Regions from separate parts of the Mus musculus genome. Here regions 1, 2, 3, 5, 6 and 7 are each linked to region 4. Evidence: chromatin loops called from intact Hi-C (ENCODE). Cell type or tissue: heart. All regions are shown on one strand.

Region 1 (4,000 bases), 74 kb after region 4:
ACAGCTCCTCACAGCTCAGAGATGCCTGATGGGGACAGAGCAGGAGGTGCAGCTCTGGGGCCCTGGCCAACTCTTCTGAGCTAGGCTTCTCAGAGTGGATGCTGGGAAGTCTGGGTCTTGTCCACTTTAGAGGGCTCTAGCCTACACCCTTGTCATACTGATGGGGAGCCTTGGGTCACGGAATGACAGCCTGACACCTACCCTCCTCTGCTTCCAAGGAGCCAGGCACTTTGTAGATAGGGTTAGGGGTGGGGGCTCAGAGAACACAGTCAGCCGTGGGGTGGCTTCAGGTCTGTCCTTTAGATCTGGGCCTTATTCTTCTCACCCTTGGGAGGAGGTGAGAGGGCAGGGCCAGCATAGCTTTGATGGGAAGCCCACCCTCCCCCGCCAGGACAGGGTTTCTCTGTGCAGCCCTGGCTGTCTTGGAACTAACTCTGTAAACCAGGCTGACCTTGAACTCATAGAGACCCTCCTGCCTCTGCCTCTTGAGTGCTGGGATTAAAGGTGTGTGCCATCACTGCCTGGCTGGAAGACTGTTATTAGCCGTGGCAGGCCCTTCAGAGCTGGAAGATGAGCACTTTGGATTCCATATGTGTCCTAGAACCTTCCCCCTCCTCTCAGTTGCCATTCCCGAGACCCCCTTGGCGTTGGCAGCAGTGGTGCTCAGAGTGTAGGGGTGGAGCCTCAAGGCCCTGGGTTTCTGCAGCTAAAAACACAGCTCAGGATCAGCAGATGCTCAGACAGAGAAACTGAGACACGCTGTCCCTGAACTCAGTTGCAAGCCACCAGCTGTTCCCCTTATCTCCCTGTTCCAGGGCATCTGGGCAGGGGCTCTGCTCTCAGCCCAGTCTGTAGCTCTAACTCTACCCACTAGCTTAGGCTCATGGAAAGGACCTACTGTGTGCTCAACTCTGCTCTCCTCTTGCCAGCAGTTGGGGTTGGGGGCCGGGTGGGGAGTGACTTGGTGGGTGGGCACCTTCTACATCCTGTGGAGGTAATGAGCAGTCCCAACCTACTGCTGGGGAAAGGCCTGAAGCTGGTCAGGGCTCCAGAGTGACTGGGTAGGGGTAGCTGGGTCCCTCTCAATCCTTCTCAATTAGAGACAAGGCCCTCAGAGCAAGAAACATGCATACCTGCCCTTACATCACACCCGAGGCCTCTTGATCTGTCCCCAGGACCTTCCCAGGCTCCAGGCATCGGCCTGGCCTGCCCGAGGCTCAGCCCTGCTGGCCACACACTGTCTTGTCTGCTGTGTCTCCCAGTACTCAATTATAGGAACAGAACCCTCCTCTCTCCCTCTGCACCATTACCATAACAAACCTGATTCCCCTGCCTATACTGCAGACCCACCGGGATCAGCCGGTCCACCAGGATTCTAGCATATTCTGCAATGCCACTGCAGCTCCCTCAGCCCTCCCCACTGGGTCTTCCTTTCACCTGGCGCTCTGAGCCATCTCTACCAGACCCTCAAATATGCGAAGCTGCCAGCCTGCTCCTGTGAGTTGTCCCCTGCCTCCTGAACAGCACCAGCCCTCCCTGTCACATAGCCAGCCCAGACAGCTTTCTGATTCCTCCCGCATCTGCACTAGGCTGGTCTTCCACCATGGCACAAACCAAGCTTGAGTTCAGCCCCCAGTTCCTAGCCTCTGGGAGCTTTGGAGACCTGTTCTCTCTGCTCCATAAAAGCCTGCCAAACCTTCCAGAGGCAGGAATTGATAGACCACTTGGATCTGAGGCCTGAAGACTGCCAGTCCTGTCTTCCCTGGCTTCGCATTAGTTGAGTTAGTCATCCCAGTAGATCCTCATGCACCCTTCTCTAGGACACTTCTGACCCCTGCTGAGATCACACACACAGCCAGTCTGCCTAAGTCCCTGATATTTCAGCCTTCTTGGGGGCACCCAATGCATTTTTTATGGCTCGCCACGCCTGCGAGCCCTGTGGGCCAGCTGTCTCTGGCTTGTCTCACTCTGTGAACCCAGCTCCTGCTTCTGAGGTGCCTTCCCAGCCTGACACCACCTAGAGGTAGGAGAAGTGACTTGGGCCCACACCCCCCCCCCCCCCCCCCCCGTAAGTGAATCCCTCTCGGCCCAAGCACCAAGGCAACCTCTTTGTCCTCTTTCCCAGGGCCTCCATGCAGACTCCCAGGAGTCACCGTGAAGGCCAGAACAAGGCTGTGCCATTGTGCTGCCCACTGACCTGAGAGCACTCCCAGGAGCTGGAACTGCCTTGTGCCCAGTTCCTCCCTCAAGCCCCCATGCAACTAGGCCAGTCCACAAGGACAGGAGGATGGTAGGTCCAGCAGGGGTGGGTACCCCACATCTATTCCTCCTCCAGAATTGGCCCAGAGCGTTCCCCAACCCTTGCTGTGGGATATCTAAGCCTCATCTTCCTTCCTCCCTGCCCTGCCTGTCCTTTCCCTCCAAATATCTATCCCTCTCCTCTCCTCTCCTCTCCTCTCCTCTCCTCTCCTCTCCTCTCCTCTCCTCTCCTCTCCTCTCCTCTCCTCTCCTCTCCTCTCCTCTCTCTCCTCTCCTCTCCTTGTTCTCGCCTCTCCTCTCCTCTTTTTCTCTCCTCTCCTCTCTTTTCCTCGTCTTCTCTGAGTCCTCCCTGGGCCTCCTTCCTTTCTTCTTCCTGGGTTAAAAATAATCAACTTTCTGGGAAGCGGCAGTTCCCGCTGAGCCGCCCTCCCCACACACGGGAGCCCCTGAGAATAGCTTTCTGCGGCTCTCCACTGAACCCCTCCCTCCCTCCTCCCTCCTTCCCTCCGCCCCCTCCCCGCCGGCTGACTAATAAGCCGGGCAGCCGGCTCTGCCAGCTCGCTGCAAGGGCGTTAACTGCTTCGTGCCCGGGTGGCGTTCAGCATATAGCGACAACAGGAGGGTTGTAGGGCACCAGGCCACACGGAGCCGGAGCTCTGGGCCCGTAGTAGACGTTTAACTAACCCAGCTCTGCTAGGCCGAGTGGTTTGGTGAACTTTGTCATCTAACTACCGCTGCGAGCCTGCTGCTGCTGCGGCTGTTGTGTGGCTAGCTAGTTCCTAGCTTAGGAGGAAGGGGTCAGTGGGATCAGTCAGGAGAGGCACCCAAGGGTCGGGACCACGTGAAGGGTGTGACTGGCCTAGTGACTCCTTGGCCCCGGATTCTGGGAACCATTGCGACGGGGCAGAGGTCAAAGGCAAGGCAAGGCTGCCTGCTGCTCTGGGGATCCATGCAGGTACCCCACTGGGAGGGACTTTGACAATTAAGAAATTACATCTAGGGAAACTGAGGTCCAGGGGGTGTTATTCAGGCTAGGATGCATCTGAACATCTGCAGCAGTGCGTGAGGCTCAGTGCTGCAGGGGGCTGATGATCCCAGTCCCTCAAGGTTGGAAGAAGAGCCGGGATATCAAGGTCAAAGGTGAGGGGTTGCTAAGGAGAGCAGAAAGTCAGAAGGAGCAGAGGGGTCCACTCAAGCCCCACCCACTCTGCGCGTCCTGGCATTACCTCATCACCAAGCATGCCCATTGGCTGGCTCTCCTGGAGGCCGGCCCAATGCGGCGGAGCGCATTAACCCGTTCCTCCCAGCAAGCTGCGCTCTGCCCACACCACCCACCTCTGTGTCCCCCACGTAGCCTGCAGAGCCTGAGAGTTGAGAGGACCGGGGAATAGGTGAAGGAGGTGCAGTCCTACGGCCGCATAGTCCCATGGGTGCTGTGTAACTGGGACATCCCTGTCCTGTTCTGGGCTGTGTGACCTTGGACAGACTGCTGCACCTCGCTGAGCCTCGGTTTGTTTTTCTCAGCTGTAAAAAGAAGTGAATGATGTAACTCACGCCCTTCCTAATCCCTGCCATGTGCTTGACAAATGCGGGGCACACGTGGGCTCTGCGTCCCACGGTGCGCCTGAGTGAGCACAAGTGGTACCATTGGGAAGATGGGGTTTCGGGAGAGCAAACGGCTCAAGGTTACCCCGCCATCTCAGGGCTGCCTTTCTTACAGGCTTCTTCTGCTCTTCAGGGA
Region 2 (4,000 bases), 140 kb after region 4:
GCTATAAGCTTGTGGAGGATCTACTGAGCTATAAGTCAGGAATGGCCCACATGAGAGACTTCATCTTGTTCTGGGGACCACATGCGCTGTGATCGCCCGGATTTTATAGATGAAGAAACTGAGGCTAACAGGGAGATCAGGGCTTCGTCAAAGCCACACAGGCAGTGACAGGGCTAGTATTCAAACACAGACACTGGCCACTGACTGGGAACAAAGCTTGGGGCTGGTGGGCGGGGCTGCAGGAGCTTCTTACACCAGCTCCTCCTCCAGGTGACGGCTCTGCCAAGAGCAGGGAGGCTGGGACAATACCGCTGATTTACGGTTCCATCGCGATTAACCACACCATCTGGATGCCACACGCTTGCCTAGTGAGTGAGGACCCCCAGCCCTGCCATATCAGCTGCAGGAAGGGACAGGGGAGAAGGCACACAGATCTCAAGCTCTGGGGCAGACTGCAAAGCCGTGTGCAGAGCACGTATCCTTGGAGACCTACCCTCCCGGTCACCCTTCACTCATGACAGTTAGCAGACACCACGGAGAGTTCTAGTCCCTCTGCTAACCTCAGAAAGGAGGAATGGGTGTCCCAACTCTATACAAAGGGAAGGCTCTGGATGGAGCCACCAAAATGAGAAGGGCTGAGGGGGGTGCTGACTTGTGACTGTAGCACTCACAGCGTGATCCCTGCTCTCCTGCGGGTGTGGCAGGTGCCTGTGCTACCTTCTAGCTTTTCCTGGGGAGTGACTTCACTCCTCTGGGCCACTATCCCTGAGCCTGACCTAAGATACCATTGGCGGTATAGGACATTCAGACCTCAGAAATACTGACTGGGTCAACTATGAGGCAGTCAGTAGCTGCCTTGACCCTCTTCCTGTTTGCCAGATGGGAAAACTGAAGCCCAAGGAAGGTACGGGGCCTGCCTCTGATTCCACGGGGCTTTAGTAGCAGAGCCAAGGCCCACCTCCTTGCTTCTTAACCCCTGAAGCCTATAGCCTCTGGACACAGTCAGCCTAGGTCTCAGGGACCAGGGGACAGCGAAGGAACCCCTTCCAGCTGCAGTAAATAGACGTCGGATTCTGAGCACCCATCTCCCTCCAGGGACAGTCACAAGCCACGAGGGCCTGCTTTGTCATCTCAGGTCTCAGTCTGCTTTGGCCTCAAGGACAGGGACCTTCTCTGAATTACAGCCCAGTCTCTCTGCTCCTTCCTCCCCACATCTCCACAGCTTCCCCTAAAAAAGAGTTAACTGTGACCCCAGGATCTCTATGGTGGATGCATTGTCTTTGGACACCAGGCAGGCTCTCCTTCAGGGTAAGCAGCCCCCCCCCCCCGCCCCTGCCATGTCTACAGGGTGAGGAAGGAGGGAAAGACACACAGAGCTAGGCTGTCCTGAGTGGAAATGCTCTTATGTAGCCTGTAGCCCTCGGTCCACACACTGGGCTGGCTGGCCAGGACTCGGAAGCAGTTCAAGGCTCCCTTCATTTCACACAGCCAACCTGAAGGCGGCATACACAAGCCCGCCATTGATAGTGCTGTAGAAAGACCCAGCCAGCAGCAGCTCCCTTCTCTCTCTCTTGGACAGTTGAGAAATGACAGCTGTCCTGCCCAGGGAGACCAGTCTCCGTTCCAGGGTGTCCCCCTCTGGGGCTCCACTCAAGGGAGCATCCTGCTGGCTGCCTGTGCTTGCCTGCCGCCAGGAACAGAGCCAGATGGAGCAGCTTTAGCTGCTGGCCTCTGCTAGCATTGCAGGCCCCGTGACCTGTCCCCCTGGGACCCTTTGGCCTGGCCATCCGAGGTGACCCTTCCCCCTTCCCCACAGAAGCTCAGACCTCTGACCCTTATTAAAAACAAACCAAACAGAATCTACAGAGAAGAAAATTCTCCACAAACGGCCTCAGATATAATCACGTGTGTCCCTGTAACAAACATACACACACACCAGCTTCAGACCCCCAAGGCTGCAGCCGCTTCCACATAAACAAGCTATTATGGGGTGTGGGGGAGGGCTTTTGTTATGAAACATCTAGGCTTCCCTCAACTTGGGGGGTGTGGAGGAAAGAACGTTGTTTTCTGGCACAAGAGGGGACATGGAGGGTGCCAGGGCTTCTGTGTTCTATGCAGGTTCTATCTGGCAAAGGGACACGTGGAGATGGGGACCAAGAGGAGGAGGCATCCTGGACGTCACCAGGTGCCCCATCCACGGCGAGGGAAGCCTGGACCCGGCTCTGCTGTCACTCAGAACAGGTCGGGGACTCCGGTGACCACGTCCCTGCCCGCTGCATGCTTGGAAAGCACTGCCTTTGCCAGAAGCCGAGGCGAGAAGGCTCCCAAAGCAGACACCGACCCCCGAGTAGCACTGGTCTCCACGGGCCACCCCGGGAGCTGTAGGGCGAGGCCCACCCGCGCGCCGTACTGCGCATGCGTCAGTCGGCTGAGCAGGAGGCCGCCCGCGCAGCCTCGCTCCCGTCCGGTCGCCGTGGCAACGGGCTCGCGGGGGGAGGGGCCGCGCCGCGGCGGCTGCTATTTCTGCTGCTTCCTGTTCCTTGCGGCCACGTCGCCATGGCAACGGAGTTACTCAGCTCGGCCGCCTCTCGGCTCGGCTGGTGCGCGTGACCCCGGCCGCTCGCGCCCCCTCGTCCCCCTCCCGCACCCTCCCCGGTGCCCGCGGCCGGCAGGGAGGCAGATTGATGGGCGACGCTTATTAAAACACAGTGGAAGCGTTTCCGTTTTTATGACGCTGACGAGGCAGCGTTATTTACTGTTATTGTTCGCCCTGGCCGCCCGGGAGCTCACCTTCGGCCAGTCCCAGGACGGCGCGTGGCACCCCGGGGTCCCACCTATTCTCAGAGCCCCTTCTCCCGCGACAGCCGTGGAGAGGGGCCGCACAGGCCCAGGGGCTCATGCTTGAAGGAGAAAAAGGCGACAAAAATAAATAAATAAAAGAGAAGCAGATGACTTCATTCTCGGGAAGGCCAATTTCCTGGGGACGCTGGTGGAAACAGCCCCCGAGCCGCTGAATGCTCTCAATACTAAGCCAGATGGAGACCAGAAAATCCTCAGCCCTTCCTGAACGTGTGACCCCCCAGGCTAGGCAGCCAGGCAGTAAGAATTCGGCCACCCAGTAGGGTTTAGCTTCCTAGATTCCGCAGCATTTGTCCTGAACCTTCCCACTTAGCCTCCCCTCCCTGAGAGGGTGAGTAACCGGCTCAAGGTCACACAGCCCAGTCCCTGAGTTTTCTGCTTGAGGTTTCTGCAAGGAGGAAGCCAGCGAGTACTGTGGAGCCAGAGGGACAGCAATTCGACCCAGGGCTCTTTGAAGCCTGACTCGGCTTCGAGGCGAATAAAGATTAACTCAGCACGTGTAAGCCTTGCTGTGCGGTCCTCTGCACATCCTGTATGGGGTGCCCTTCACGGGAGGGGGGTGTCTACTGGGATCAGAGAGCTCGGAAGGAGGCCCCCACTCCAGTCCCCTGCTACGATGTTAATCTCACCAGGCTAATTAAAGTTTACAGTCCTGCCCATATCCACCTCCAAACTCCCAGGTCGTTATTAGCCCAAATGCAAACAGTTATGACTCTGGTCCTGGACAGAGAGGCTGGAAAGAGGGATGGAGGAGATGGCCTCGGGCACAGGAAGTGGACGTTTAATAATAATAATAATAATAAATATTTGCACGTACAAACAGCTCGAATGAATGGCCCAGAATGGCCCAGGTTGTTTTTTCCTGTGTGCCGGGAGGAGCCTAAGGCCTCCAGCAAAGAGAGCCCTCTGCCTTCAGACCACATCCAGCCCTCAGCCTTGGCTCAGAAACAGAAGTCAGGGTCGTCCTAGGTCTGCTACAGGGTTTTAGTTCGATTCCATTGCCCTTTCAAGGTCAGAGCTTTGGGCCCGGGCCTCCTGGTCATTTCTTGGTAATTAACAAGGGCTCCTTCAGCCCCACGAACACCTCAGACTCTCCACACACAACGCACGGGTGGTTCCTAAGTCGCCTGGACCATCACAG
Region 3 (4,000 bases), 180 kb after region 4:
CCTCGGCTCCTGAGTGTCCATAACACACTATTTAACTGCTGCTTCCTGAGAGCCGTGGTTCTTTCTTAAAAGTTGAAAGGTGCTTAGGCAGGAAGGTCACAGGTTCTAGGTCAGCCTGAGCTACACAAGAGGGTTCTGGGACAACCTGAGCTATATTATGAGACTCTCTTATCTCAACCCAAAAGGAAAAGGTCCCGTTGTTTGTTTTGAGAAAAGGTCTCAGGTGGACCCTGGCCATGCTGTGCCTGGACCACAGATGGGTGTCACCCACAGTCCTCCTTGAGTCCCAGCTTTCTTTGGCACAGGTGTCAGGCCCCAAATAGCTGAAGGCAAGGTGCTGGTGTCCCACGTCAGCTCTAGGCAAGCAACCCCCCGCATCGAAGCAGGACTTGGTTTCCCCAGCCCTGGAGCAAGAAGGCTTTATTCACCTCCCTTCCCTCCTCCCAGGACTGTGTTGCCATGCAAGTCCAGGGTCCTCTCCTCAGAGAGAAGCACAGAGTGAGAACATTGCTAGGTCTGTTCAATGGCTGTTCCCCAAGCTCTCTGTATGAGCCCTCCCAGCTCCCCAGCTGGCCCTGAGCCACCTACATCCTGACTTCCCATCTCCTGCTGATGGTGGCTGATTCATTGACCAAGGAGTACCAGATTACCCTCACAGGGTCCCTTCCTTGTCCCCGGCTCTGAAATCTCACACAGGTGCCTATGGGAGGAAAGGGTAAGGCCGTGGACATCACCCACACACCCCCGCTCTCAGGGCTTCTCAGTCCTTATGGATCCTGACCCAAGACAAAAAGGGGGTCAAAGGGATGGCAGAGGCAGCAAGGTCCGAAACTGACAGGGAGGGAGGGGGAGAAGGAGGGACATACACAAAGACCGGCCCACAGGGAGGCAAGACTCTGAAGCAGAAAGAAATGGGGACAAAGAAGAGGGGTTCATAGGAAAAAGAACACCCCTCCCCACCCACACCCAAACAGATGAGTGGAATGAAGTCAGGGGTGGGAACGGTATCGGGTACACAGACCGGTGGGAGCAGGAGTGTGAGAAAGGAGAAAGATAGGCAGAGATTTGGGGAGGGAGACAGGAGGGAGCCAGGCCCAGACCAGAAGAAAAGCCAGAGAAATTGAGGGGTAGAGGAAGAGACCCCCCCCACACACACCGACAAGGGCTAACAGGGAGACGTGGGGGGGCGTTGCGAAAATAAATATTTATAAATGCAGTTTCTAAATTCTTTTTGCATTTCCCTGGTAAATTATTCATCTGTGTGTCTCCTGCTCTTCGATCTGCTAGAGGAGCTGGGGGGGGGGGGTCTTTTCTGTGCGCTCCCCCTCCATCTTCCTCTCCGTTCTCCTCCACGCGCCTCTCATCCCTTCCTTTTCCTCCCTTTCTCCATCCTCCCCTTCAGTTCCTCCTCCCGCTCCAAGCCTCCAGCTTCCGGTCTCCTCTGCAGGTCCGCAGACGAGGAGGGGCCGCCACCCCGAGGTGACCAGCTGCCACGCTCTGGATTTCTTCCCTGCCTTAAAGAAGAATAATCATAAGTCAGTGAGAAGAGGATTTAAAAAAACACGCTGCCGTCGCGGCTGTCTGGCACCCCCAACCGGGACCGCGGGAATCTTCCTCTAGAGGCCAGGATTCTGGGGCTGGGAAGGCAGTGGCAAGGGGAGGCAGCTGGGACCTGAGGGTCTGCCTGCAGCCAGCGCCACAGCTAGTTCCCCAGGCCCAGACCAGCTCCTCAGCTCACAGAGCCTCAGTTTCCCCCTCTGGGGGGCGGGTAGGACTAGAAGCTACCTCCCCGCTGTATCTGTCAGGAGACAGGTGAGGCAGTTCTCAGGCCCTCTGACAAGTATTTTGTTAAGCACATTGGTTCACAGATTGGTTTGGGGATTTTTGGTGCTTGGAGCAGGGTGGGGGTGGGTGGGGGGGGAGTGGGTAGGAGGGGCGCTCAATCCCAAGACCTTGCATGGACTAGGAAAGGGCTCTACCACTAAACCATATCCTAAGTCCTTCCTTTATTTTTACTATTATTATTTTTGACAAGGTTATTTTGAGTGGCACAGGCTGACCAGGAATTCACAATCCTCCTGCCTCTACCTCCTGAGTACAAGGATCCTAAGTGTCTAGTCATCATGTCCAGGTGACACACTGTACATCAGGCTAGCTCTGGTGATCCCAACATTCCGGAGTCTGAGGCAGGAGAGTTTGAGTCTAGCCTGGGCTATAGAGTGGGGCAGAAAAGGAAAGAGGGAGCAAGAAAGAACTGAAAGGAGGGAGGGGAGAGAACACAGAATTGGGGGTGTGGCTCAGTTGGTGGCCTGCTTGCCGGGCATACAGGATTTGAACCTCAGGTAGTATAAAAAATCAGGGATGGGACATGGGGTAGAGGTAGAACACATCCGTAATCGCAGTACTGGGGAGCTGGAGGCCGGCTGTGGGTTCCTTTTGCTGGCACCACCTCAGGAGACCCTTGAGGCTACCCTGTAACTGGCCTGGGCCAGGAGCAGGCTCAGGACATCCCTCTTGCCAGAGCCCTCCCCCCACACCTGCTCTGACCCTGATGGCTGCGAGGACCTGAACCCAGGCTCCTGGGCGATGATGCCTGCAAGGGCCCACTCTCCATGAAGCTGTGAGCTCACTGTATCGTGGACTCTGGCTTTCTCCCGGCTTGTTTTATTTGTGTGTACTGTTTGACACATGTTCCTATGTACATATGTTTGTGGGGTATATTGGTCAGGGTTCCTTACAGCTATGGTTCTCAACCTTCCTAATGTTTTGACCCTTTAATACAGTTCCTCATGTGACCCCCCAGCTGCAAAATCATTTTCATTGCTATGTCCTAATTTTCCTAGTGTTATGAATTGTAATGTAAATATTTTTAAGATAGAGATTTTCAAAGGGGTCACGACCCACAGGTTGAGAAACTCTGCTCTAGAGCCCCAACGACATATAAACCTCCCCAACCCCCTCCTACACTTGTGTCCTTCGAATAGCTATATATATTCAAATGTATACATATATGTGTGCTTGCGTATACATGTGTGTGTATGTGTCCTTTGAATATCTATATATCTAGATATATAGGTGATTATTTTAGAATGGCTTAGAGTTTGTGATCCAGCTAGTCCAACAATGGTTGCCTACCAACGAAGGTCCAAGAACCCAGTAGTTGTTCAGACCACAAGGCTCGTGTCTAGGCTGGTCTTCAGTGTATGCCAGAATCCTGAAGAAGTAGGCTAGGCTCTAATGCCCATGAAGGGATGGGTTTGCCAGGCAGAGCAAGCTTGTCCTCTCTGCAGGCCTCTGTCACAAGGTTACTTAAAAGCAATCTCCCCGGTTCAAATGGTTTAATCAAGAAAAATATCCTTCAAGGTATACCCACTGTTTGGATTTTGGTTAATTCCAGATGTCGTCAGGTCAACAAACATGAGGAGACTCACAGGGGAGTTCGCCTGCACATATGCATACCCACATGTAGAGGTAGGAGGTCGACACTGAGTGCATTTCTCAGTCACTTTTTGAGGCAATGTCCCCTCATTAGAGCTCAGTGGTGGCCCAGGCTGGCTGGCCAGCAAGCCCCAGTGTCCCACTGTCTCCCGTTGCCCAGTGCCCTGTACCACTGCACCCTCCCAGGCTGCTGGGGATCAAGACTCAGGTCATTCTGTTTACAAGGCCAGCACCTTACAGACCGAGCCATGGCTCCAGTGTCTCCCACCTCCCCACCTCTTCCTGCTCTGGATCATTCTTGATGCTACTCCAGGGCTGTTTTGGTTTCTCTGTTTCTTTCAAGAAAGGTTTCTCTGTGTAGCCCTGGCTGTCCTGGACTCACTCTGTAGACCAGGCTGGCCTTGAACTCACAGAGATCTGCTGGCCTCTGCCTACTGGGATTAAAAATGAGCGCCACCACGCCCCCAGCTTGTTTTGTTTTTTTTTAGACAATGTCTAACGTGACTAAGAATGGTCTTAAACTCACTCTATAGCTAAGGATGACCTTGAATTTAGGGTCGAG
Region 4 (4,000 bases):
TGTGGCCGGCTCCTCATTCTGGACCTGCCCCCGCGTGTGAGGCTCTGTGGGTAGAGGAAGCAGAAGGGTTGTGGTCTAGGTCCTCCAGCTACAAACTGTACGTGGGTCTGGAACTCAGGGCCAAAAAGCTATAGGCCCCCCTCTCCCCATCAGGTCAGCTCAGGAACCTCAGCTCTACCTTTCTGAGGACTCCTCCGTGAGCAGCCACCTACCCTTCATCTCCAGGGCCACCATCCCAAGGCCACGGGGAGGCCTCAGAACCTTCCTGGACACCCCTAACAATGTGGATCAGGTGGGCAAATGGCCCCATCCCTGGAACCAGAAGCTGGTGAGCAGCCCAGGGCGGGCAGCCCGCCAGCAGAAGCACCAGCCCTCAGTGACTCTGTAGGGGACCCTCTCTGTTGAGTCACCATGGGGTTTATGGCTTGGATTTGTGTGGCCTGGCCTCCTCAGCGTGGAGCCAAGGGGGAGGAGGCCCTTGAGCCAGGCTAGTGAGTGGGTGGGCTGTGCTTCAGCCTAGGACAGCTGTAATGTGGAGCCACCTGCCCCCCCACCCCCGCCTGCCCCTGCTCCCTGTCTCCTCCCTGGGGTCCCCTCAGCAGTGCCATGCCAGGCATCTTTCTCCCTCTAGGAATCCTTTCTGCCCAGTTTGGTGCTGCAGTCTGTCCTGAAGCAAGGCCGCCCTAAGGGCTACCAGCTGCTCCTGCCGTCCACCACAAACCGGCAGCAGGCTCACAGGTGAATGCCTGCCAGAGCTCCCCCCAGCTCAGGAGTGTACCCATGCCAGGCAATGAAGAGAGTGCTTCTTCACCCCACAAATAAACACACCTCCCAGGTGGCTGGGATGGATCACTAGGTCTCCCAGTAAAAGCCACTCTAGGTGCCTGATTGGGGACCACTTGGGGTTCCTGGGTAAGGGAGATTGGGGTGGGCTCACAGCTGGGATGAAGCTGATGACAGCTGGATATTGGGGGTGGGGAGTCAGGGCACCCCAGGGGCTCAGCTTGTCCCAGGGAATGCTTGTGCAAGGGGTGGACCACTCACGACACAACCTCAACCTAAATCAACCCGTGCCTGAAGCAGAGCCTCAGCCATAACCTCAGCCTAGGAGAGTGGATAAACAACTTCTTGTCTTTAGCGCCAGAGTTTTTCTCTGTCCACCTTTTAGTACATGATATGGGTATCCAGACCCCAGCCCAGGAAAAAGATTCCTGTGTATGGGTAATCCTTAGTTCTCTTACCTGCTCCGGTGTTCAAATCCACATGGGGAAGTGGCCTGAGTCACCGTGGCAGGCCTCCTAGAATTTATCTACTGTATTAACATAGATACTGCCTTACACCTGGGTGTCCCCCATTACTCCATGTCCGAACCCCTGGGGGAACCCCTCCTTCTTTGGAGTTTCACTTTGTTCTTGCGCTCTGGCCAGGTCTTTATCGCCACCTGCTGGCCCTTGAAGAAACGTCTCGGACTCGGTGCGGAGTGGAGTGTAACGGGGAGGACGGAATGCTAAAGCTGGGGGTTTGGGTTGGACTGGGCCGGTCATTTTAGGGACCAGATGGGCTGGGGATGATGAAGGGCTGACCCGGCATGCGACGCGATGCATCAACGTCATCAGCGCTGGGCTGGAACGGGGCTCGGTCCCTTTCTGAGCTTTCAGGCTGTGACCCAAGACGTGGAATCCCTGTTTCTCTGGAGTGCTGCGCGCCGTGCGTGCCGGGTCTGCCTGTTTCCCCGGCCGCCTGCAGCGCCGCACCGCACCGCGCGGGGGCAGTGTTGGCCTGGCTTTGCGCCGCGAAACTTCAGCTCTCGGCCGGTATCGTTGTCAGAAACTTTCCCCTAGGCAGTGCTCACTGTGATGGGTTTGGCGCGTCCCACTGTGGGAATCCAGTCTCCAACCTGCAACCCTGAGACCTGGCCTTCACGGAGAGTCTGGGAACACACAGAGCAGACCACGCAAGGAGAAAAACTTGGACGTTGAAGTAGAACACACACTGCATACCACATACACCATAGAGATCCCACACATAGAACACCTCAGGCACAGAAACAGGACACGAGGAGACATACTTGCACGTGCTCAAATGCGCGCGTGCACACACACATACACCACAGAGACCCCACACACAGGATAGCACATACACAGCCACCACCTGGAGATCCCACACACAGGGAGAACACACAGACACACCATACCACACTAATAGAGACCCCACACACATAGAAAACCATACTACAGATGTTCACAACAGATACTGCCCAGGTACATAACACATAGTAAACATACTATATATATATATATATATATATATATATATATATATACACCATGTACAGACCCCACACATGGAGAGGCACATACTACACACACACATACACAGAAGACAACACATACCACATAGTCCATATTTATGGAGACACACCACAGATATGCATGGACACGGAGAGACACACATGTGACACATACACATGGAAAAACACAGATACAAAGAGCTACCCACAAACATACCACATAAACAGACAGCACATTGACACATATGACCATACAGATGGCAAACAGACATCATCCCACATGGAGGAGACGAGCGTGCACACACACACAGAGCCCATTACACACACAGAGATAACACACTTCAGAACATGTGTTGCACATTGAAGCATGGACCTCTGGAGTACCGGGTCCCAGAGAACTTGTGGTGCACGCCTTTAATCCCAGCATTCGGGAGGCAGAGGCAGGCGGATTTCTGAGTTCCAGGCCAGCCTGGTCTACAAAGTGAGCTCCAGGACAGCCAGGGCTATACAGAGAAACCCTGTCTCAAAAAACCAAAAAACAAAAACAAAAAAAAAAAAACAAAAAAAACCCCCAGAGAACTCCCAAGGTGGTATCTGCCTGCAGCCACAACATCGACGTTCATGTGACGCCTGAACTTAGGTGACCAAGAAGGCTCTGGGAATGCTGAGGCTGGGGAAAGACCCCTTTCCGGTGACCTCGGTCCTGGGTTTTTTTGTCTCTCAGAGTGGTCCCATTCTCCTTCCCAGAGTCCACACTGAACGTTTTTGTCTGGATGGTTGAGCAGGGTCTCATAGGGAGCTTTGGCTGATCTGTGACTTGTTTTGTAGACCTGGAACTCAGAGACCTGCCTGCCTTGCCCACCTCAGGGTTAGGATTAAAGTGACTGCCTCAGGCACAGGGGAGCTAGGGGAAAATCCTAGCTCTGGGTCTGTTCCCAGTAGCATAGCGGGTATCTTATCTGTGAGTTGTGTGCTTTGGGGTCAGTCTGTTCCTCTCCCCTTGTGAGGCCTTCCCATCTCTCTCATCTCCCTGATCACCATCACAGACTATGTCCCTTGGGCCAAGTCGAGTGGAGAAGGGGAACTAGGCTTATTGGGGTGACAGATGGGGGGTGTCTCCTATCCAGACAGGAAGCCCTGTCCCTTTCTCTGGAATGTCCCCTGCCATGTAAACCTCTGTAACCTGTACCCAGGAGGTGGCTCATTAGCCCTAGAAGTGAGGGGTGGTTGTGTATGCTGTACCGCGTGTGAGGAGCTGGGTCCAGTTCCCACAATGTGGCCCTGGAGAGACGGCTCAGTGTTTAGCTGCTCTCACAGAGATTCTGGGATTGGTTTCTAGCATCCGCACCTGGCTGACCTTGAACTTAGAGAGATCCTCCTGCCTCTGCCTCCCAAGTGAGGAGAGATCAAAGGTGTATACCACTATGCTTGGCTTTAAAAATAAGCTCTTGAAAGAGAGAGAGCGAGAAAGAACTGGAATTTGTGGCACAAGGGTTTAATCCCAGCACTTGAGAGGCAGAGGCAGGAGAGAATCTCAGTGTTCAAGGCCAGCCCGGTCTACAAAGTTCTAGGTAACCCCAAGTCCCCTAAAGCCAGAGAGACAGACACCGACCCACGCACAGCTTCCTGCAGCCTGCCAGGCTTCAGCTGGACACGGAGTTTCTTCAGAAACCATGCTCAGGAGAGCTCTTTCCTGGGAAACCGAGGCCC
Region 5 (4,000 bases), 350 kb after region 4:
ACACACACAGACACGCACATGCACGCACACACACACCACAGCCTTGACCTACAAGGCCTGTTGAAAAAACAGAACTTCTCTCATCTACAGCCTCTGCTTACCTCTTTCACACAGACAAAACAGAGGCTCCATCCCAATGTCTATCAAATTTAGCAACCCAGGAAGAGACCATCCCTACCCTAAGAAAGTAGAATGTGTTCCTATGCAGACACACTGTAGGTGCGTGGTCTAGACCTGCCTGGAGGACAGGAAAGGGGCTGTGGACAGGCCCTGATGGATCTGGTCCTCTGAGACAGAGACAGAGATAGAGGGAGGCTCCAGATCAGTACAGGAGGGAAGTTTGTTTAACAAGGTCAAGAGTAGGGCAGAAAAAGCCACAGCAACAAGACGAGCAGGCACATGGATAGTCCATCAGTGCTCAAACTCTGACTGCAGGAAGGCAGAGCACTACTGCAGTCCAGTGCAGTCCCGGGGCATCAGAGCCTCGGCTGGGGCACAGGAATAGGGAAGCCTATGTCCCAAGTGCATCCTGCCAGTGAGAGTGCAAGGCCAGTCCATTTGTATTTACTAGCCATGCAGCCTGGCACGCCCTCCTCACTCCCTCCCCAGGTTACAGGCAGCATTTATTTTGGGGAACAGGGCTCAGAGGACAGCCCCATACTACACAGAAAGACTCTGAAAGGCTCTGTGAGCCTGGCAAAGTTTACAGTGCCCTCAGCTTCCGAGATGTATCCCAACACTCCTGCAAAGACTCCACCGTCAATCTCTCTACTTCCTTGCCCCAATTCTGCACACTTGCAGGCTGGAACTATGAAACAGGGTCCCCTACAGACCCCTGAGTGAATGACCACCTGCTTTGTCTCACAGCAGGTGCTCCAGGCTGGCTCAGCAAGGACCCTGCCTGGGGGACCAGCCTTGCTCACTAACAAGGGACATTCAAAACGGGCTGTCTGGCAGGCTGCAGAGCTAGAGGCAGGCCCAAGTTGTGTAGCTCAGTTATGTCCCTAGAGAGGCCACTTCACCCTCAAGGCCTTCAGGGCCTCAGGTCCCAAGTCCTTCAGAAGGAGGTTCTGCGACTCAAGAGAAAGGAAAAAAAATGAGGGAGAAAAGAAATTGGGGGTGAGAAGACGCCCCCAAAAAATCAGCTCATTCTAGCCACAAAGGGAGAAGAGAAAGAGCGAGAACAAGCAAGCAACTGCAGTCCCGCAGTGACCCCAGGGGAATCGTGTGAGTCAGAGCAGCCATATTGAGCAGGAAATTACTCACAGACGCTGCGTTCCTGCCTCTCCACTCCCCAGAGAATCGGCCTTTTGTAAATGGTTCCTCTGTCAGTAACTGGGGGGATGGGCAGGGTGGGGGAGGCTCAGCACAGCGCCTTCCTGTCAGCTCCTTCCCTTCCAGCTGAAATCTGATCCCTCCCTTCCCAAAACTCCAAATTTAGAAGCCAGATTGAAACTGAAATTCTTTTCCTGCCTGCCCTTGGCTCTTAAAGGCGCCAGGGCTACATTTCCTGAAGCAGTTGGAGCCCCGCAAGGTGGGCTTCCTCCGCTGTCACATCCAGTACTACTAGCAAAGCGGTCCTGACACAAGACCCAGCAAAGAGAAGTGGTTTCCTTCCCAACTTCCTTGGGTTTTGTTTGAGCAGTAAAGACTGCAGGTCTCCCTGACCAAAAGCCCTGAACACCCTGTAGGCTTCTGTGCCCTCTGGGTGAGACTGCTCACTTCCTGATGGGGGTTATAAGTAAAAACTGCCAACTTCATCAAGTAGGGGTGGGGAATATCTATACATCTGTATCCATTTCTCTGTCTGTTTAGCTGTCTATCTGTGAACAGCAGCAGCAGCAGAGCGCTACAACTGCCCAACCCAGGCAGGCAGCATGCCCTTGCCACCACAGTGCCTAGCAACCAACCAGAGCTTGACTGACCCAAGAGCCTGGAACCAAGAGAAAACCAAGCCTAGCAGAGAAGGTGCACAACCACTAAAAAGCTCCCCTCCCACTTCCTACCTCTGTTACTGAAGCCACCAGAGTTCAGTGCACTTTAGCGCCTCCTTGTGGTTATTTGGACTACCGTCTATGGGGTCCTCCATTCCAAACTTTGGAAAAGGTTTTGGGGTTTTATATCAGCCGAAACAAACACACACACTAAATCTTAGCATGGAATCCATCGATCTCCAGTCCCTGAAGCCCAGTCTCGCTAGCCTCCTTGTTAGAATTATTGACAGGGACGCAAGGGGCTTGGCCAGCCGCCAGAGGAAGCAGTAACAGCTCAGGCTTTGGCCTCAAGCAGCAAGCTCTGCAGAATCTGAAGCTCCTTCCCATTCAGCCCTAGCTCTCACCCTAGATCCTCCCTAGCCCCTCGCTGCACGCTCAAGTCCTGCAAAGCTATCTTTCAAGGCAGTGAGCCAGGCTGCCCCCAGTCCTTCTGACCTTGAGCCTGCCACACTGCTGAAGGCAGCATTATCTCCAAGAACCAAGTAGTGGCCGCCCAGCCGTCAGTCCCTGCTCCATTTGCTGACTTGGAAAAAAATGTGTCATTCCCCTCTGGCCCCTGGAGCTTGGCACAACCCTGAGGCAAATGCTGACCAGAAAGAACCTAGAGTCAAGGCTGCTAACCAGGCTTTTCCCTGCTCAGAGGCTCAGAACAGGGAGCCAAGAGAGTAGCATCCAGTCGGGAGACCACATGTAATTCCACAGGGCAAACATGCAGGAGGCACAGAAAGAGAAGCCAGGACCCTGTGAACTTGGGGTGAGACTTGATAGGTATAGGCAGAGAGAATGACAAGTTCTAACACCTCCCAGAATCAAGGCCCTGAGACTCTGGGTCCCTTGATGAGCTCCTGGCTCTTGTCCACAAGATTCTGAGAGGGAAAGCTGACATGGGCCCAAAGCCAAGAGTTTTCAGAGTCCGTGGGCTACCTTGGGGAGTGTTCCAGCACTATACTGTAGGGAATCCTGCCTCGGTGAGACAAGTACTTCCAGTTAGGGAATGTGCTGAGTAGTATGGGCCCAGTGACTGCCACCACAGGTGATGTTGGACCCAGTGACTGCCACCACAGGCTGCTTGTTTTCACCTCTCGAACACTGCTGAGGTACAGAGAGACAGAACTACTCCCAGCACTGCAGCTCCTCTAGGGATTTCAACCTGAGTCCATAACCTCTAACTTGATTGCACCCTAACACATTGCATGGCACCCTCTTAGGCCTGCTGCGGGTCACCAAGTCTAACTAACAACTACAATTTAACCCCTCAGCCCAAGAACCCCATGGGAGCTGAGTATGGTGGCTGATTTTCTAATCCCAAGCAGTCGGAGGCGGAAGCAGGAAGACTGTCATGAATTTAAGGCCAGCTTGGGCAGCAGAGTAAAGCTCCAACTCAAACCTAACAATGAGAGTCCTCCTGGTTCTGGAAGAAGGCTGGCGGCTGGGCAAGAGGGCCCAGTTGCCAAGGCTGCCTAACAGAGGCTGGCATGGCTCTCACCTCAGTGATGAACAGGATGCACTGGAGAAACATGTAGTCCTTGTGGTTCTCGCTCACCGCCTTCTCATCCACGAAATGTCTGGGCTCCAGGTGGGGGTGGTCTGGGAAAAGTAGAGGCCTGGGCTTCAGAACAGCCCTGACCCAGCCTGAGCACAAGGTGCCTACCTCAGACAGTTTACAACTATTGAGATGGCATGGTAGCACAGAGCTATGGTAGAGTCTCTGCACAAAGATCACAATGGGACTGAGAAATCCTTGTCACCTAGCGAGGCGCTTGCTCACTGTACACAGTTAGTCACCATGCATGTACCCGTGGTGATAAGGGTGCACACAAACCTGATGTGCTACCAATCAGCAGAGATGACAAACACACCTGAGCATCCTGTAACCATGACAACAGCTCTGCACCTGGTTTGTCAGCAGCACCAACCTCTGCTGTTTAAGCACCATTACCTACCTTAAAAGTTACCTCAGCTGGGTGTGGTGATAGATACCTTTACTGCCAACATACAGAGATAGG
Region 6 (4,000 bases), 140 kb before region 4:
AGGCGGGGCTTTGTGGTCATATATGTGCAAGCTGCCACTGTAGTGTGACATAGTCCTCTTCAGATCTCACTATGTTGTTAGAGCCTCATTGCCAACTGCTTGCTTGTCTTCTTTTTTTTTTTTTGTAAAGATTTATTTATTCATTATATGTAAGTACACTGTAGCGATCTTTAGACACTCCAGAAGAGGGGGTCAGATCTCATTACGGATGGTTGTGAACCACCATGTGGTTGCTGGGAATTGAACTCAAGACCTTTGGAAGAGCAGTCAGTGCTCTTAACTACTGAGCCATCTCACCAGCCCCTGCTTGCTTGCTTTTTGCTTTTTTTGTTTGTTTTGAGGTGGGGTCTCACTGTGTAGCTCAGGTTATCCTTGAACTGCTTTATGGACCAGGCTGGACACCCACTCACAAAGATCCTCCTGTCTCTGCCTCCTAAGTGCTGGGATTAAAGACATGCTCCATCACGCCCAGCTCTCAGATTCTTTTTTGTTTTGTTTTGTTTTGTTTTGTTTTGTTTTTCGAGATAGGGTTTCTCTGTGTAGCCCTGGCTGTCCTGGAACTCACTCTGTAGACCAGGCTGGCCTCGAACTCAGAAATCCGCCTGCCTCTGCCTCCCGAGTGCTGGGATTAAAGGCGTGTGCCACCATGCCCAGCCCTGCTCAAATTCTTATGTATGTACTTTTTTTTCATGTGTGTGTGTGTGTGTGTGTGTGTGTGTGTGTGTGTGTGTGGTTGCATGCGTTCATATGCAATACACATGGGCAGCAGCCCAAGGAGGCCGGAAGAGCCATCAGATTCCCCTGGAACTGCAGTTACAGGCCATTGTGAGCTGCCGTGCGGGGCTCTGGGAATCAAACCCTGGTCCTAAGCAAGAGCAGCAGGTGTTCTTAACTACTGAAGCATCTCTCTGGTCCCAGCCTCTAACTCTTTTGTACTTTTAAAAAAGATGTATTTATTTTATAACTGTGGGTGTTTTGCTGTGTGCCAGGTGAATGCAGGGCACTCACTGGCCAAGAGTGGGCGGAGCTCAGAGCTGGAGTATCTGTGAATTACATGGTGCTGACTTGGGGGCTGGAGAGATGGCTCAGTGGTTAAGAGCACCGACTGCTCTTCTTAAGGTCCTGAGTTCAAATCCCAGCAACCACATGGTGGCTCACAACCATCTGTAATGAGATCTGACACCCTCTTCTGGTGCATCTGAAGACAGCTACAGTGTACTTAGATATAATAATAAATAAATCTTTAAAAATTATTTTAAAAAAAGAAAAGAAAAAAACATGGTGCTGACTTTAAACTCTGGTCCTTTGGAAGAGCAGTTAGTGCTCTTAATCACCGGCCATTCTCCAGGTTCTTAGACTCAAAGTCTTGATCCTCCTGCTTTCACCTCTGAAGTGCTAGGGTTATGGGTTAGTGAACTCACGGTTTTAAACTGCTTCTACCACCTCTGGATGGATGGATGAGTGGGTGGATGAGTGGGTGGATGGGTGGGTGGATGGATGATGGATGGATGGGTAGATGGATGGGTCGGTGGGAGGTACTTGAAAGGATGGATAGGTGAATGAATAGATGGGTGGGCAGGTGGGTATGAATGGATAGGTGGATGCATGAATGGATAGATGATCTGTTTCAGGCTTTCCTTTCCTTTCTTTTCTTTCTTTCTTTTTCTTTTTTCTTTTCTTTTTTTTTTTTTTTTCTTTTCGAGACAGGGTTTCCTGGCTGTCCTGGAACTCACTTTGTAGACCAGGCTGGCCTCGAACTCAGAAATCCGCCTGCCGATCTCAAGTGCTGGGATTAAAGGCGTGTGCCACCACCTTTTCTGAATCATGGCCATCTCCTATTAAAAACCACATGTCCCATCAGTGCCTGTGCGAATTTGGTTAGAAGATGAGTTTTATGTTTAGAAAAGAGAAACTAGGAGGAGGAGACAGGGGAGGGGCGGGGAGGGGCAGAGAGACAGGGGAGCAGGACACCTGGACAGAGGACTCCCAAGGGAGCATAGGTGTGCAAGCCACAGACAGAGCAACTGAGGAGCGCACTCTCCTCAGCCAGACAGTGGAGTACGTCTGTCTCTGGGCCCAGGTCTGAAATCCTACCCTCAGGTGGCTGAGAGCCTAGGGAGGCCCCCGACAGGGCTGCGGTTCGGATGAGGACAGCGATTGTGCAAGAATGGACAGCCTTGCCCCAGCCTGTGTCTCCCGGCCTGAGTCATAGAGAAAGGAAGGAGACAGCGAAAAGCCCGAAGCCCCCTTGGATATCACGCCGCCAAGGCCTCCAGTGTGACGTGGTGACGTCATCACGGATGAGCTCAGCAGAGACACCTGAGGACAAGGTAAGCGGCCAGCAAGGGCTGGAGGTGGGGTGGGGAGTGTGTGAGCTCGATCTTGGAAAGGCCCCCGTGCTCCCCCTGCTGGAAGCTCAGCCTTTCCGCGACTGCTCCTCTGGGATTCTCATTTCTTTGGTTCCCTCAAGGACTTGCCCGGCTTTCCAGTTGGTGCCTGCTAGCTTTACTTCTCAAACACGCATGCTCATTGCGGGTGGAACTGGGGAGTGTTAATGGCCCGCTTCAACTACCGCCTCCAGCCAGGAGGAAGAGAGTTGTCTTCTGGGATAAAACGAAGTTCGGAAACGCAAGGCCAAGCAGTTAGTTCCCAGAGCTCCCCAATTCCCCAAGTCCCTGAGGATGGCGTTGAGGCAAGCCTTGGCGCTGTCCAGCATTCGTGTCTGGGTCCCTGGCTGTCCGTTGTACTTTGGGGTGGTAGTGTGGATGACAAAGGATGTTTTTGGGTGCCTGCTCCTTTAAGGTAGTTTTGAGAGCCCAGATTGGGAGCCAGACATTCTGGGTGGGTGAATGGGAGCTCCCAGCTGGCCCTGGAAGGAGGCAAACCAGGTGAGTCGCACACATACCTTGCTGACCAACAGCTCCATCTTCCTGGCTCTGTGGGGGATTTCATAGTCATATGTTATCCAGAGCATGTCTTGCTGGTGTGGAGCACAGTCATTGGCTGAGTCATGCCCCTCCTCCAAACTCCAGCTTCCTCATCTCCGGAGTGTGGGTAGGGCTAGGGCGTGGCTCAGTGGATAGAGCGCTGGCCTAGCATATCTGTAGCCCTGAGTTTCACCCCAGCACCTCATAAAGTGTCGCATGCTTGTAACCCTAGTACTTGGGAGGGAGAGACAGAGGTTCAAGGTCATCCTTGACCACAATGCAAGTTCAAGGGCTAGCTGGGGAGTTCTACCTGAAAAACAAAACAAACTAATAAAACCTTAAAGTGAAACCAGCCTGGTGGTACGCACCTTTAATCCAAGTCTCTCTGTCTGGTTGGTCCCTTCTCTGGTGTAGAAAGTGGCTCTTTTCTCTGCTGCTACCAACAGGCTTACAATGGTTCATACATCGCCCGTGGTGGCTTCTGTGGCCAGAACCATATCTGAGGAAGAGCCTGGTCCCAAGTGCAATGAGAGGCCTGCTGGCAGCCAGGGGCTCATCTGGTTGTCACTGAGACACTGGGCTGGGAAGGGGTGGGGTCTTGAGACACCGTGGAGTGGAGTTAGGCGATGGGGAGCCACACACACAGAATGTCTTAAAACCCTAAGGTACCCAGAGAAAGTATGGTCTCCAAGCCCGGGGGTGGAAGAGTCTGAGCCTCTCTGGTTTGTGAAGGCTGACAGCTGCTCTGCTATGGCTGGGGCAGAGAGTCCATGAGACCGCCAGGATAAGCAGACCTCTAGTGGGCATTCACGGTATTGCAGGCAGGTGAGCCAGTCAGCGTTAAAAGCAGTTTTCCAGAGTCGTTTGTGAGTTCATGTCTTTCCATTTAAAATTTATTTTTATTTGTGTGTGTGTGTGTGTGTGTGTGTGTGTGTGTGTGTGTGTGTGTGTGTGTGTGCGTACTTGTCTGAACGTGCACATCATGTATAAAGTGCCCACAGAGACCAGAAGAGGGTGTCAGATTTCCCTGGGACTGGAGTTAGGGGATGTTTGAGTCATCATGTGGGCTCAGG
Region 7 (4,000 bases), 360 kb after region 4:
GATACCTGTGTTGAAGGGGCAGGGAGAAAGGAGAGAGAAAGGTGAGAATGACATTTCTTCAGCACACAAAGGGTACGGAGAATGTGAGGCTGAAAGAGCCAACAGGCTTTCCTCTCCCCTCAGACGTCTTCTGTCAGGGAGAGGGACAAAACAGCACATGGAGACCAGGCTCAGTGTCATCAACCCTGGCAGCCTGTCACAGCCTGGGCAGGGGTCCCTCTCTCTAGTTTCAGGTGCCACGGGAAAGCGGGTGAGGTCCCTGGTGTCAGAAATCACAAGCTGTGCACATGGGTCACCTGCAGAACTGGAGGTGTGCCAACACCAGGACAGCAGTGTGCCCTAGGGGCTGCCCAGCTCAGAGCAGGTCCCTGTACACCTGTGCCACCCAGAGAGGTCCACAGTCTTTGGTGGACTATGATGTCAGCAGATGCCTGGCTGTTTCCTCTTCTATAAGAGGCAGGCAGTGTTACTGCATAAGGTTGTATAAATTAGCCTCAGAACAGCGCCTGTATGTGATGAACACCAGGAACCACATGCCATCTCCTCCACTCCACGGTGACTCACCTATCAAACACCTTGAAGACAATAGCCACCTGGTCGTCCACCCGGAGTACACCAATCTTGCAGAGACAACAGAGGAAAGCAGCAAAGGCAGCCTCATGCCCTGGGGAAGAAAATGGCCCAAGCTGACATCTTCTAGAAGGCCCCCCGCACCCAACTCCCTTGAGCAGGAAGGCCCATACTGAGGTAGAGACCTCCTCCCAGTCCAGAAGACCTGAGCCTTTCAACAAGCACAAGCACTGGCACTCTTCCTGAGGGGCCTGAGGCGACTTCCTGCACAGGCACCTGCACCTTACTTTATGGGTTTGACCAATTAGAAACCCCAGCTTATTGAGCACCTACTATTTGGGCAGACACTGTCCATGCTGGATCCCAGTAACAAATGAGTCCTTGCCTCAAAGAGCTCATGATTAGTCAGAGACCACAGACATTAAATATTAAATATATAGTTACTACTTTGAGTTTAGCTATTTGGGAGACAAGTGGGTAACTGAGGCACATCCTAGGGGGACCCTAATTTCAGAGTTCAAGGTTTTCTCCTAAGGAAATAATGTTTAAAATAAAAGAGGAACGGGAGGTGGCCAGCACAAAGGAGAGTAGGAAATCATTTTAGCCAGAAGCAACAGCACACAAAGGCCACAGTAAGTAGTCAGTGTGCCTCCAGCAGAGGGCACAGAAGGCGGCTCTGACCAGATGGATGTGAACAGCCATGCTAAGAGCTTGCGTGAGCCCTGATGAGGGATCACGAGGGAGGAGGACCCTCCTCTCCTAGTCATACCCAGCAGCAGTCAGCTCTGCACAGAGCACTGGCTAGACCCTAGATCCTGTTCCTTATGTAGTAAGACAACTGGAGGGAGGTGCAGCCAGGTGTTTCAAGCGACCTCTGCAGACCAGACAGCTGCCAGATATGGATGCACACACGCTCAATTATGGTCACCTATAAATTTCCGAATGGGGTTCTGGAGAGATGGCTCAGCGGTTAAGAGCACTGACTGTTCTTCCAGAGGCCCTGAGTTCAAATCCCAGCAACCACATGGTGGCTCACAACCACCCCTAAAGAGGCCCTCACTTATAATAAATAAATAAACAAATAAACAAATGAAACTAAGCTAAAATAAATAAATAAATAAATTTCCAAATGACAGCCAGGCTACCCCATGCCCCAGAACTCTTTTCCTAGTTGGGCATTAATCAAAGCTCCCCATATCCCAGAGTCTCAGAACTGTTGTCAGCAGCAAGAGGAACAGAGGACAAAGTTCTCCAAGGCTCTGCCTCCAGGCACGCCTTCCCCAGGGCTTGCTGACACTCGTGCGCCCTCTAGCTCTCCTTCCCAACCAAGCGGGAGACAGCACATCTCTCAAATGCCTACTTTAGTGAAAAGAGGAAAGGAAGCCCTTATCACAATGGGTCTCCTGGACTATGGAGGCTATCTCAACCTAGAGACCACGTCTCTTTAAAGTCCCTGCAACAGCTTAGCCAAAATGGATGACAGAGCCAAAGATCATCAGCACAAAGAAAATGGCTGAGAGACAAGAGAGGTGAGGAGAGAGTGGGCTATCAAAGGTTTTTCTTCTCTAGGCATCTGCCCTTAGTAAGTGCTCAATAAACTATCTCTAGAGTGATGAGGCATCTAAATAGAAGCCAGCTTCACCAAGAACAGAAACCAACTCTCAGCAGTGTCGTGCCTGTGGCAATAGCACCACCTGGTGGCATAAGATAGAGCCAGCAGTCACTATCCCTCCCAACAACACTGCTGAAACCCATACATTCCCACACCCATACACCCATACACCCTACACATACACACACACACACACACACACACACACACACACACACACACACACACCCCTCCCTACTTCTCAGGGGCCTGACAAACTGTTGCTTTCTCAGAGACCCCCCAAGACTGTGTGGAGCATAGAGAAAGCAGCTCAGGCAACATGAAGAAAGCAGCAAGGTCCCCATCACCCAGAGCCCTCAGCAGCAGATACCTGTGCCATAGTCAATTCGTGTGGAGTTCCCCACAGCCTCCTTCAGGTAAACTGCCACTTCAGGCACAGCAGCAGCCAGGTGGGTGGGGACCACTGTGGCCACCAAGTTTTCTGCTTCCTGATAACATAAGAGACACACAGTGGTGGCAGCAGATTAGGCAGCACCTGGGTGAGCAGGCAGCCACTGGGAAGCATCTGCCTGGGGTCCAGGCATCGAGGCTCGCCTGCTTCCCAGTTCTGAGAAGCTAGAAAAGGGGAGGGAACTCCTAGGGTGACTTGGGAGCAAGATAAGGCATCAATGCGCCCCAAGGTCTACAGAGATTATGGGATGTCCAGCCTATTATCCCCATAGTTGCTGGGTCCACTCCCAGAGCAGTAAGCATGCAGGCTAGAGTCTGCCATGACATGCACGGGAAGGTTCCAAACAGCATTAGTTATCCCAGTCAGAACATAAAAACTCAACGACAATGTCCCAAAATAAATACACCACACAGAGTTCTGCAACACAATACTACACAACAAAGAAAAGGATCCGTCTCCAGTGACAGCAGTGAACCTGACCGACATAAGGTCAAGTAAAGGAGACTACCCAAACATGCACGCCAAACACAAATAAAACCCATGTCTGCAACAGTAATGGAGAGAGGCCGGGAGAGCAGCGTTCCCGAGCGTGCCGGGCCTGCCTGGCAGAGGGCGGGGGGTGCTCTGCAGCTTGCTTGGGTGGTAGGAGCACTGCAAACACTGACCCCAGGCTGCTGCAACTTGCTTAGCTACTGCTAGCTTTCTTCCAAGTTCTGACTTCTAACTAAAGTCTATCTTCTGAGACACCAAGGCCACGTATCACCAGAGTGCAGCAGCGGGGGGGGGGGGGGGGGGGGGGGGGGGCCCTAAGGCTGCACCCTCCCAGACAGTGGTGTGCTCACAGAGTGACAGATTAGTAAATAGCATCTCTCCAACTGGAGCTGGAGGCATCCCTGCCTGGCCTGTGAGTACAGCTGCTCTCCAGAGACCCAAAGCTCTATTTTCCCAGTGCTCCGAAGAGGCAACTTCTTCCCAAGACCAAAACCTTGGGGGCAGAGTCTCGCAGCACCCACTCTCCACAGCCCTCAAAAGCACGGGCTGGGGGGCGGGCCGCACAGGACAGAGACTTTATGGCGTTCATTAGAAACCTATTCAAAAGCATGCACATTTGTGAGTCCACAGTGTTTCCGACAGTGTTCTCCTCGGCTGCAACATGTCAGTACAGGCTCAGTTCTGAGCATACCACATGCGCCTCTGTACATGCATGCTGTTACGTGTGCCATTATGCTACACAGTGCCAACAAACGCTGACTGACACACAGGCTCAGATCCTGGGACTCTGGTCAATTATGAACTGCAGGGCTTTCTCTACACAAGGTGTTCTCTAACAGAAACAGAATGGCTCAACTACAGACAACACGGACTTC

The links. Peaks named below come from ENCODE experiments on the same cell type or tissue, not always from the same donor. Only the 100,000 strongest peaks of a DNase experiment are listed, where the experiment ranks them.
Region 1: a loop joins it to region 4, with 2.4 times the contacts of the local background. A loop is called at or near these places in 14 of 42 quality-filtered maps.
Region 2: a loop joins it to region 4, with 2.5 times the contacts of the local background. A loop is called at or near these places in 5 of 42 quality-filtered maps.
Region 3: it touches region 4 in a loop (5-fold over the local background); 15 of 42 quality-filtered maps call a loop at or near these places.
Region 5: a loop joins it to region 4, with 5 times the contacts of the local background. A loop is called at or near these places in 30 of 42 quality-filtered maps.
Region 6: a loop joins it to region 4, with 3.0 times the contacts of the local background. A loop is called at or near these places in 13 of 42 quality-filtered maps.
Region 7: a loop joins it to region 4, with 5 times the contacts of the local background. A loop is called at or near these places in 29 of 42 quality-filtered maps.

What each region holds. Positions count from the first base shown.
Region 1 is chr2:30,717,996-30,721,995 of GRCm38, reverse strand. Gm14488 (a long non-coding RNA gene) reads left to right here and starts at 809. Exons shown (of 4, transcript XR_866106.3): 1 at 809-2,023; 2 at 2,126-2,290. Mir3089 (microRNA 3089) reads right to left here and starts at 786; the gene lies at 703-786. Gm39782 (a long non-coding RNA gene) reads left to right here. Exons shown (of 3, transcript XR_866107.2): 3 at 1-433. In heart, a CTCF peak has its summit at 1,985; DNase peaks (open chromatin) are centred at 45, 2,065, 2,785, 3,495 and 2 weaker places; H3K4me3 peaks cover 2,658 bases; H3K27ac peaks cover 4,000 bases.
Region 2 is chr2:30,657,108-30,661,107 of GRCm38, reverse strand. Gm14486 (predicted gene 14486) reads left to right here. Exons shown (of 4, transcript NR_136917.1): 3 at 1,223-1,308; 4 at 2,119-2,944. Among named protein-coding and RNA genes, the nearest start is that of Gm32316, 3.2 kb to the right of the region's middle. In heart, CTCF peaks have their summits at 1,684 and 2,619; DNase peaks (open chromatin) are centred at 907, 1,677, 2,507, 3,197 and 1 weaker place; H3K4me3 peaks cover 2,762 bases; H3K27ac peaks cover 4,000 bases.
Region 3 is chr2:30,611,299-30,615,298 of GRCm38, reverse strand. No RefSeq gene overlaps it. Among named protein-coding and RNA genes, the nearest start is that of 9330198N18Rik, 16 kb to the left of the region's middle. In heart, a CTCF peak has its summit at 1,557; DNase peaks (open chromatin) are centred at 558 and 1,478; H3K4me3 peaks cover 1,221 bases; H3K27ac peaks cover 3,191 bases.
Region 4 is chr2:30,792,437-30,796,436 of GRCm38, reverse strand. It overlaps 1700001O22Rik (RIKEN cDNA 1700001O22 gene), which reads left to right. Exons shown (of 7, transcript NM_198000.3): 5 at 1-36; 6 at 154-292; 7 at 632-874. The coding sequence ends at 742. Among named protein-coding and RNA genes, the nearest start is that of Gm39784, 7.2 kb to the right of the region's middle. In heart, CTCF peaks have their summits at 1,446 (motif pointing left) and 1,651; DNase peaks (open chromatin) are centred at 356, 776, 1,606 and 1,706; H3K4me3 peaks cover 1,339 bases; H3K27ac peaks cover 3,078 bases.
Region 5 is chr2:30,439,245-30,443,244 of GRCm38, reverse strand. It overlaps Ptpa (protein phosphatase 2 protein activator), which reads right to left. Exons shown (of 10, transcript NM_138748.5): 8 at 3,481-3,581. Among named protein-coding and RNA genes, the nearest start is that of Ptpa, 25 kb to the right of the region's middle. In heart, a CTCF peak has its summit at 2,071 (motif pointing left); DNase peaks (open chromatin) are centred at 594, 1,284, 1,954, 2,374 and 2 weaker places; H3K4me3 peaks cover 2,928 bases; H3K27ac peaks cover 3,602 bases.
Region 6 is chr2:30,928,092-30,932,091 of GRCm38, reverse strand. It overlaps a transcript of Ptges not described here. Among named protein-coding and RNA genes, the nearest start is that of Tor1b, 23 kb to the left of the region's middle. In heart, CTCF peaks have their summits at 2,407 (motif pointing left) and 3,720; DNase peaks (open chromatin) are centred at 2,171, 2,341, 3,021 and 3,611; H3K4me3 peaks cover 1,028 bases; H3K27ac peaks cover 1,290 bases.
Region 7 is chr2:30,434,234-30,438,233 of GRCm38, reverse strand. It overlaps Ptpa (protein phosphatase 2 protein activator), which reads right to left. Exons shown (of 10, transcript NM_138748.5): 5 at 2,553-2,670; 6 at 565-664; 7 at 1-5. Among named protein-coding and RNA genes, the nearest start is that of Ptpa, 20 kb to the right of the region's middle. In heart, CTCF peaks have their summits at 1,922 and 2,227 (motif pointing left); DNase peaks (open chromatin) are centred at 243, 1,263, 1,883, 2,273 and 1 weaker place; H3K27ac peaks cover 498 bases.